Regions from separate parts of the Homo sapiens genome. Here region 1 is linked to region 2. A link is a contact called in ENCODE Hi-C or POLR2A ChIA-PET data. All regions are on one chromosome and are shown on one strand. Each heading gives the region's core, a stretch centred on a gene start or an enhancer-like site at or near the end of the contact. The rest is flanking DNA. Distances are from core to core; before and after follow the strand shown.

Region 1 (4,515 bases), core at 1,107-3,606, 240 kb before region 2:
CCCATCATGTTTCATGGACCATGATTAGCTGCGACATTCTAAGGCACACAGTGCAGCCTTGCCTGTGACTCCCCTTAAGAACAAATGGCTTCACCTGACTCCAGAGGCTGGCTTTTATTTTGTTCCTTCTTTTTATGTAGTCGGCCTCATGGGAGTGGGTGAGTCTGGCAGCTGCTGACCACCTCTGATCGCACTCCTAAGCCAGGCTCCATGGAACTGAAACTTCAGACTCAAGCTAGATGATTCTCTATGACTTTGCCCCAGTTATCTGAAGCCTGGTTCCAGTTTGAAAAGATAAGTTATTATGGAGATAAAGCCAATTGTGAGATAAAGCCGATGCCACCATCTCGAGACATTTGGGGATGAGTGGCTCTGGCTAATGGGCACTGAGGGCATCCTCATTCATTCATTCTGTAAATATCCACTGAGCATACTCTGTGCCTGGTATGTTAGCACCAGGGACGTATTGAGACAACTAAGACATGTTCACTGCCTTTAAGTGTTCCATCACCTAGAAGGGGTCAGAAATGTAAATGAACAGCCAACATGATCAGGGCCATTATGCAAAGACCAGAAGACCTACAGGAGGCGTCTCCGGGCCGTGGCTGGCTCCCTCTTGGCTCTCTTTGGCTCTAGGCAATGGATCAGGATTGATCTGAGCTCCTCACAGCTGCTTGTCCCTCTTGTCAGTGACTTATTTCCCAGACTCTCTTCGGTCCGGATGGCATTGCGGCACCACAAACAAGGCTTGAGCTGAAGTAGGTGGTCAATTTATAAGAAATATTTTGCTCTCCTGAAAAAGAAGGTCATGTTCATTGGCTTTCCCCTTTTCCTTTCTTGTCTTGAAAGCATCAACATGATGCTTCAAGCTGCAGCAGGTCATCCTGAGGCCATAAGGCCACCAACCTGAGGACAGAAAGTGGAAGTGCTTAGAATTCTAGAGGGGAAGGCAGGGAGAGCCTCTGTCCCTGCCGGCATGGCCAAGCCATGCCCCAGCCACACAGCACCCACCCCTCCCTGCTCGTTGTGTGAGAACAATAAACTTCTATTTGTTTAAGCCACTGTTAGTTGGGTTTCTGATACCTGCAGCCCAAAGCATTCCAATCTAATACAGAATTTAGTACATTTTATCTGGAAGGTCCTGGAAAATCTAGGCAGAGGGGGTAATAAAAAAAATGCACAAAGTCCCTTGTCCTCTAAGGTCTATAGTCAGGGGACATGTAGCCTGGAACTGTTGTCACTCATTTGTGTCCTTCTATCCTGGTAGACAGACCTCCTTGCCTTTCTGGGAGCTGAACAGCTTTAGCCTCCAGGAACCCAGGGAGGTGAAATGAGACTTCTTGCACCTGCTCAGGTTCCCGACACCTCTCTGGAGCCCCATTCTCTCCTTTCACCAAGTTAAGCTGTAAGAACGCAGCACCCACAGACAGTACCTCTCCAACCTGTGTGCTATGTGGCACCCAAGCATCTTCTCAAAATGCAGATTCTGATCTAGTTGGTCCAGGCTGGGGCCTGAGAGTCTGCATTTCTAAAAGGTTCACAGATGGTGCTGATACTGCTGACCTGGGGACCACACTTTGAGTAGCAAGGTTGTGGAGGGTGGCCAGCTGCTTCTAGGACTATCCTGCTGTGGTCAGTACTGCCCTTCTACCCTTGGAAGCAAAGTCCAGTCGAGTATTCTTTACTCCAGCCCACCTAGCTGGAATGCCCACGTTCTGATTTTTTAAAATTATGCCCTTCTGCAGTCGGATGGGACTTCTCAATTTTGGATTCAAAATCAACTCCCTGGGCTTTGCATAGACTCAGAGTGACCAAGTGTCCTGGTTTGCCCAGAATGAAGGGCTCCTGGGGATGTGGGACTTTTCAGTACCAAAACCAGGAAAGTCCCCTGTGAACCGAGAAGAGCTGATCATCCTATATAGGTTGAAGGCTGTTCAATTAGAGGGAAGGCAAGATGACTCAGGAAGGCCTTGGCACCCAACAGTGTGAGCGCCCAGTGGTATCAGCCAGGGCTTAGTGAGCACCAGGCTAAGTGTGGGCATTAGTCACAGTGCTCCACGCCAGTGAAGTGCGGCAAGCCTACTCTTTGGGATTTTCTCTGTCATCCCAGACCTGGGTCTGGAGGCTTGGATTGTGGGGAACAGAAACAGCGAGCTCCCCACCTCCCTGGCCTTGCTGTTGCCATGTGGGGCTGGAGAAGGCCACGCTGTCACAACTCCTCATGAAGCAGTGAAGACTTGGGCTGGGACAGAATGAGGTCATGGGTCCTGGGCACCTCCTGGGTTTGCTGGGGCCTCCCCCGCCTTCCACCAGCCCTAGGCGGTTAATGACTCGCTCAGCTCCTTAACTAAAAAAATGTGTGCTGGCTCCCAGCTGAATGCCTTTAATTTGTCTCATTTGTGCCTGAAGCACTGGGTGTGGACAAACCGAAGTTAAGCAAAAAGGCTATTACCATAATGCGATGGCCCTCTGGCAACGTCTCTTCTGAAACTCCGTCCTCTCCCTAACAAGACAGGCTGGCAAGGAGGGCATGCTAACTCCAAGCACTGGCCCGCCTCTGCCTGTGGACTGGTTTTATTTTGTGGCTCTTAATAGTGGTTTTGTGGTTTTAAGAAGTGGCTGACCTTTAAAAATGGGAAGATTTCAAATAAAAATGTATATTTCTAATCACTCTTAAAAAATCCAGCAGCACTGAATCCACCTTCTGACATAGGAACAATTAGCTGGGGAACAAGGACAGGCTGCCCTGGTGGGTGCAGTGGGGGTAGGGTGGGGTGGGAGTCCCTCAGGCAGCCTGGCCCCTGTGACTTGGCGCAGGTGCTTTTCCAAATCATTTCTTGTCTTATTTTATTAAGTGAGAAATACTAAGGATGCTATTCGTTCTGTTATCAGCACATTATCAGTATTGGAGTCAGTTTCAGAAGTAATTTCTGATTCACTTGCCTTCCGAAGACAGGGCTTCCCACACACGCAGGACCTTGGACCAAAGCAGGACAAGAAGCATTTGAAGTCCTGGAGTAGAACTTCAGAATTAAAGTCTTACATCATTTTCATCATTGTAAAAAAATGTGCATTCATTGTGAAAATGGGTGTGAATTTTTCATAGCAGTATTTGGAGGAACATAATGAGTAGCCGTTAAAGGAGTGACTATCCCATGTTTCCTCTGGGCATTGTAAGAAGCTCTCCAGAAAACGTGAGCCAGCAGCTCTGACGTCTTTCCCGATGCAGTTTTTCAACAGGAAATGTTCATTCAGGCATTTGTGGGGGTGATGTCTGCTCAAATAAGTGTTGCAAAGACACAGTTCTTGGAAGGCAAAACTGAAGCAAGTGAAGGATCAGGCTCATCTCATTACCTGATTTGTTATTTTTATTGTAGAAGCAAAATTTAATGGCATGAAAAATATGGTAATATACAGATACATGAAAATTAACAGGTTATAAAACCATACACAGTGCACGTTATCATTACAAGTAGGTGTATATTTAAATGTGTTTGTAAAAAGAAACATGAAAAGCTGCATGTCAAAATGCATTTAGTAGGTTTTATTGGTGGATAGTTGGATTATGTTTTCTTTTTATTCTCATTTTTTAAAGGAGCTTGATAGTCAATTCTGTTTCCCAGGTTAAGTTTCCTTCAAACTGTTCAACGGAAATTAGCAAATGCTTACCAAGGACCCAGGATGAGTCCTTAGTATGTGCCAGAGATGGTCAGGAACAACAGCTATCATAATGATGACAGCGTTATGATGACGGCATTACTAGTTAGGACTATGTTGGGCTGTATGTCAGAGAAATTGATCTTTAATCCTCCCACCTGCTTCATACCATGAAGCCCAGACACAGGCAATCCAAATAGTGGCTCCACAGTGCTACTGAAACCCAGCCACCTTCTTTCTCTCCTCTTACCCATCCTTCCACTGTGCTTTTCATCCCCACCAGAACAAAATGGCTGCTTTGTCTCCAGACATCACATCCAGAGTCCAAGAAGAAAGAAGGGAGGAAAGGAAAGAAAGGACATTCTAAAATCTTTTTTTTTTTTTTCTATTGAGGAGAGAAAGCTGCCAAAGGATTGTGACCATGGTCACATGGTCATTTCTGGTTTCCAGGAGGTCTGGGAAGGCGAACGTTGTTGAACAGGCACATCTACTAAGGTGCCTATTGTGAAACGCAATTTACTGCTTGAATAAAATTGAGATTCTGTTAGTGAAGAAGAAAAAGAAAGTGGATATTGGTGGAGGACCTTGCAGTGTTCACCCCAAATAACAATGGTGGTCATATCATTTTCTGTGAGTTTTACTGCATGCTAAGAACTGTGCTGGATGCATTAATGTTTTGTGTCAAACATTAATAACTATTATTATTATGATTTCAGACCACAGAAAAAGAAACAGAGGCTCAGAAAGGTGAAGCCAATTGCCTGAAGCCACACAGAATATCAGCTGGAGTCAGGATTCTAACACCATCCCATGTGAGTTTAGACATGTGCACGTAATCCCCAGGACATACCAAAAGAA
Region 2 (4,850 bases), core at 608-3,107:
CGGAGCTGGCTGTCAGGGAATGTTTCCTGGAGGAGAAGGCTTCTGAGCTCTCAGAGAATGTTGTATCTCTTTCAGTCAATGGAGGATCAGCCCCAGAGAAGGAACCCTCTTGGTCTCACCTGCTTCTTCTCCAAGAAGATTAAGTCCTGATAGGGCTGCCTCCCCTTCCTACGTGCAATGCCGCTGGGATTTGCTGGGCTAAGACAGAGAGGGGTAACCATTGTCTCTAAACACCATAGGGTCCTTGCCTCTGTTTTTCCTCTGTTCCCTGCTGCAGACATAAATTTGGGTGACTTCATAATCCCTGCTTTGTGCCAGATGCTGCTGAAGCCCTTTGTCTTAAGTTAAAGAGGGGCACCATTATGATAAACGTGCCCATTTCACAGATAAGCAAATGGGCACACAGAGAGGTTAAGTGCTGTGACCAAGGTTACACAACTGGAAAATTCAGAGCCAGGATTTTGAACCCATTCAGGCTGGTTCCTTCAACCAGGCACTCCCCCTCTCTTCAGGCACATTTCCTTCCAGCTGCTCACTCTCTTCTGCTGTTACAGGAAAGCGGTCCCCATCCAGACCCCAAGTGAAGGTTCTTGGATCGCAGTTGCGCAAGAAAGGGTGAGTCCACAGTGCAAAGTAAAAGCAAATTTACTAAGAAAGTCAAGTGGTGAAAGGACAGCTACTCCACAGACAGAGGAGGACATTCCCGAAAGTAAGAGGAGGAACGCGTCCACCCTAGGTACAATGCTTGTATATATGGGCAGATGTGCTCTGCTACGAGGGTTTGTGATAAAGGATTAGTTTTCTTAATTACTGTATTTTACAAGAATCGATATTATTATCTTTAAAGTAAAATTAGGAATGCCTTTGTTCTCCAGATATCAGGATATCTGGACACTCCCAAGTCTGGGTCTGTTTAGTAAACATTATTAATTTGTTCCTTAACCATAAACATCTAGAGGCTCAGAATGCCTGACTTTCTGGGAACGCAGCCCAGCAGGTCTCGGCCTCATTTTCCAGCCCTCACTCAAGATGGAGTCGCTCTGGTTCCAACGCCTCTGACACTGAGACACTCCAGTACCCCCAGACCCTCCTCCTCCTCCCATCTCTCTCCCTTCACCCCTCCCTCCCTCCTCTCCTCTCTCCCTGCCTTCCTGCCCTTGCACTGCCAGGCTGGCATTGAGGAAGGTCGGCTTCCTTCCGCAGACAGCACATTTCAGCCAGCTCAGCTTCCTGAAGGCAACCCTCCTCCAAACCCTTTACAATTTATTTATCTAATTAAAAATCTCTCAGCAGCTCAACATGCTTGAAGAGTTCATATTTAACCAACACTCACGGCCACCCCAACCCATCCAGGCAGGGCAGGCCCTCCCAAGAGCCTTGCCCTCTCAGGCCCTGGGAGCTGGGCTGGGCAGAGCCTCCACTCAGCTCCCCAAGTCCACCTAGAGCAGGGGGGCCGGGCACCCCAGGCTCGCCCTGGCCCCCGCCAGCTGCGTTTCCGGCCAATGAACCTGCCGCTCAAAGCCTCCTTTTTAATTAACTCCATATCTCAGGCGGCCGGAGCACGTGGGCAAACTTCTGTCTGACTTCCCTGCGAAGCCCAAGCACACCCCAGTTTGCTTTCTAAGAATAGAAGCGGGAGATGGCGGGGAGGGAGGAGGCCGGAATCTAAAAATGAATGCGCAGCCCAGAGCGAAACAACCCAGGCCAGCAGAGGGGAAAGAACGCGGCGCACGCGTGCACACACACGCGCGCGCACACACACACGCACACACACGCAGAGCCCAGCCCAGTGGAGCTGTCTGCTGCCATCCTGGGTGTGAGCCGCGGACCTGGCAGCCTGCCCAGCTGTCTGGCAGGGATGGGGGTGGCGGTGGCGCTGCTCATCCCGGCAGCAGGCAGCTGGGGACGCCCATGGGAGTCTGGAATTTTTTTTTCTGGGCCGCTTGGTTTTCCCCAGTAGACAGAGGTGACTCACAGGCTGGCAGGCTAAGTGGCTCAGGGGATCATGAGAGCCCCGATGCTGCGGTGCAAAGTTCCAGGAATTCAGAAACCAAAATGCCTGGGGCAGGAGAAAGGGCAAGACTTAGCCCCCACCAGGAAGACCAGGGAGAAAAGGTAACTCCAGCTCCACTGTTGAGGGGACACTTTGGAAGAAATCGGGATGTCTACTTAGCTGCTAGTAATAATAACAATAAAAACAACACCACCACCAGCTGCCATTCATTGAGATTTTGCTCTGTCACGCTCCGTTCTAAACTCTATACTTGGAATATCTCGTGAGCCTCACAACAGCCATGCGTGGTACCACTACTCCTGCCCCCATTTCCCTGATGAGGAAACTGAGGCCGGGGAGTTTGCTGTGTGCCCAAGCTCACATACTCAGGAAGGGCTACGCCAGGATCTGAACCCAGGCGGGCCTCCTGCACCAGCAGCAGCACGTCCCTGAAAGCCAGCCCTGCCCGTGGGTGCCTATGCTTGCAGCTGTGGCACCCAGGAGTGGCCGGCACCCCGGGCAGACGTGCCGGTAGGAGTGAGGTTATGGTTCAGTATCAGGTAACAACGAACCAAACAGAGAGAAAGTTTTCCCCTCCCAATTGTCTTTCACCCTTCCTAATTATCTGTGAAGGAGAAAGTCTCAGTTGGGTGCCAACTTGTCCTCAACACTCCCTGAGCACTTGGATTCCTTTTTTGAACCAAGAGAGCAGGCTCACGCTCACGTAGACATGGGTAACACTATTTTACTTTCGCGGTGTTTATTTTTCCATCTAGTTTTGGAAAGTTACCCAGATTTCCTCTTAGGGTAGTGATACAGAGTTCACTTTTAAGACAAATTAAGTTTTGTAAGTTAGTCGAACATTTCAGAGGGAGAGAGATACTGAAATATTTGTGGATGCAAAGACATGATTTCTGGGGTATGCCTCAGAGTAATCTGCAGTGGAGGAGCGAGTGAAGACATGGAAGAAACAAGATCAGCCACGAGTGGACACTTTTTGAAGCGAAGTGATGGGTATATTACATATCATTTCAAATATTGTATCTTATATTGCAACATTTAATATGACATGTTATATATAATACATACATTATATATTATGAGTATATTGTATTAGATTAGATTACATTATATTATTCAGGCCACTTTTGTATGTATTTAAAATTTTCCATAATGAAAACATTTTTAATGCTATATAAAAACTTTGTTAACTTATCTTAAAGAAAAAAGCGAAGAAATAGTATGAGTGGCAGCCAGACATGGCAGAAAGTATGACGGTGAAGTGCAGACGACTGAGGTGTGCAGAAGGTTAACAGAGGACATGCTTCCAACATTTCCAAGTTCATGATTTCCTTTTTGGGAAGCAGGGGAAGGGGCAGGCCCTCTCTCCGGCCTCCCTCAAAGCTCTGCCCCTCTGGTCCCCGCCAACCCCTGGTGAGGAAGCCCCCTGGTGAGGTTGGGGGTCTGATGTCATCCTGGCAGACCTTGAGGGGAAGGGCAGAAAGGGAAGCATTGCCATTTTCTCTTTTCCTTTCAAGGATATAAAAGTGCACGATTGCCCAAATGATTCCCATCTGGAAATCTAATGTATTAGGAGTAAACAGTCCTGGCTGGGGTGGGGGTGGGGGAGAGGTCATTCACAGGCCACTCTGCTGGCCCCTCTGGGAGTACACAGACCTTCTGGTCCACCCAGAGCCCAGTACCAGGGAGGGTGAAACCCCTTGGTAGAACTAGAGCAGATCCCGAGGGGCTCTGGGCTTTAAGAGTTGGCCTGAGTGGTCTCGCCCAGCAGATCATGAGCCCATCAGGCAAAGGTAGGAGGAGCCCCCAAGTCCCCACCCAGCTTCAAATCTCTGCCCTTCCCAAAGGACAAGACAGCAGAATGGCTCCTTTCACATAGGTATTCATTTATTCGTACATTCATTCATTCAGTTATTTAATGATTATTAAGTGCCTACTGCATACCAGGGACAGTTCTAGGGGCTATAAATATGAAGAGATAATGATACTTCCCAGAGTCTTAACACTGAGAGGTCAGGATGGACAGTCACTGCCTCCATGTTCAAGTGGGAGATCCAAGACATCCCCAGAGGGGGCAGGCATTACAGAGTGAAAGCAAAGCCCTGTGAACACCAGCAGCTGACTTGTGCGTACGGGATGCCCTGTCCTTTGCCCGCACGACACCCTCCCCCTGCCCGCATCTCCTTTGGTCCCCGCAGCAGCCTGTGAGGTGGTGGTTGGCAGGTGCATTCCACATCCTGAGCTGGGGAGGGGGAACGTGCCCAGGTTCACCCGGCTGGCATGCACAGGGCAGCGATTCCAATCTGGCGACAGTGATGGACTTGCCAATTACCATGCATCAAGCACGCTGTCTCAGGGAGTCTGGAATGGCCCTGCCAGACCCACCTAATGATGCGCCCTTGGCAACTAAGGAAACTGAGGCGCAGAAAGAAATGAGTTCCAAACACAGTGGTGCAATCTATCCGGATCTGTGCTGTCTGACATGGCAATAGCAAGACACGAGTAGCTATTGAGCACCCAGAATCCAGCTATTCCAAAATGACCTGTTGCTGTCATTATAAAATATATGCTGGGATTCACAAGTTTGGTATTTTTTTAGAAAAGTAAAATATTTCATTGATAATTTCCTATTTGATTACATGTTGGAACTATAATATTTTGGATATATTATGTTAAACATAATTTTAAAGTTTAAATATATTATTAAGATGAATTTCGCCTGTCGCTTTTTACTTCTTTTTTTTTTTTTTTTTTTGGAGACAGGCTGGAGTGCAGTGGCGCAATCTCAGCTCACTGTGCAGCCTCTGCCTCCCAGGCTCAAGCCATCCTCCTACCT

Evidence for each region. Hi-C counts contacts between places; a loop is a spot of excess contacts on that map. ChIA-PET counts read pairs that join two places held with the same protein, here RNA polymerase II (POLR2A). Pooled maps may share reads with other maps.
Region 1: a pooled map shows a loop between it and region 2 (2.2-fold over the local background). The contact joins two enhancer-like sites. A Hi-C loop is called at or near these places in 1 of 168 maps with a recorded cell type or tissue (Calu3) and 2 of 50 pooled maps. POLR2A ChIA-PET finds 5 or more read pairs at or near these places in 1 of 52 experiments (WTC11).

The regions. Positions count from the first base shown.
Region 1 is chr20:57,989,257-57,993,771 of GRCh38, reverse strand. LOC105372693 (a long non-coding RNA gene) reads left to right here. Exons shown (of 6, transcript XR_007067678.1): 3 at 4,374-4,469. Among named protein-coding and RNA genes, the nearest start is that of LINC01742, 12 kb to the left of the region's middle. Within about 2 kb of position 2,356, at least 6 of the 41 ENCODE cell types and tissues checked have a DNase peak (open chromatin) inside an H3K27ac peak, as active enhancers do.
Region 2 is chr20:57,745,803-57,750,652 of GRCh38, reverse strand. No RefSeq gene overlaps it. Among named protein-coding and RNA genes, the nearest start is that of NKILA, 38 kb to the right of the region's middle. RefSeq lists enhancers at 1,263-2,120, 2,121-2,980. Within about 2 kb of position 1,857, at least 25 of the 41 ENCODE cell types and tissues checked have a DNase peak (open chromatin) inside an H3K27ac peak, as active enhancers do.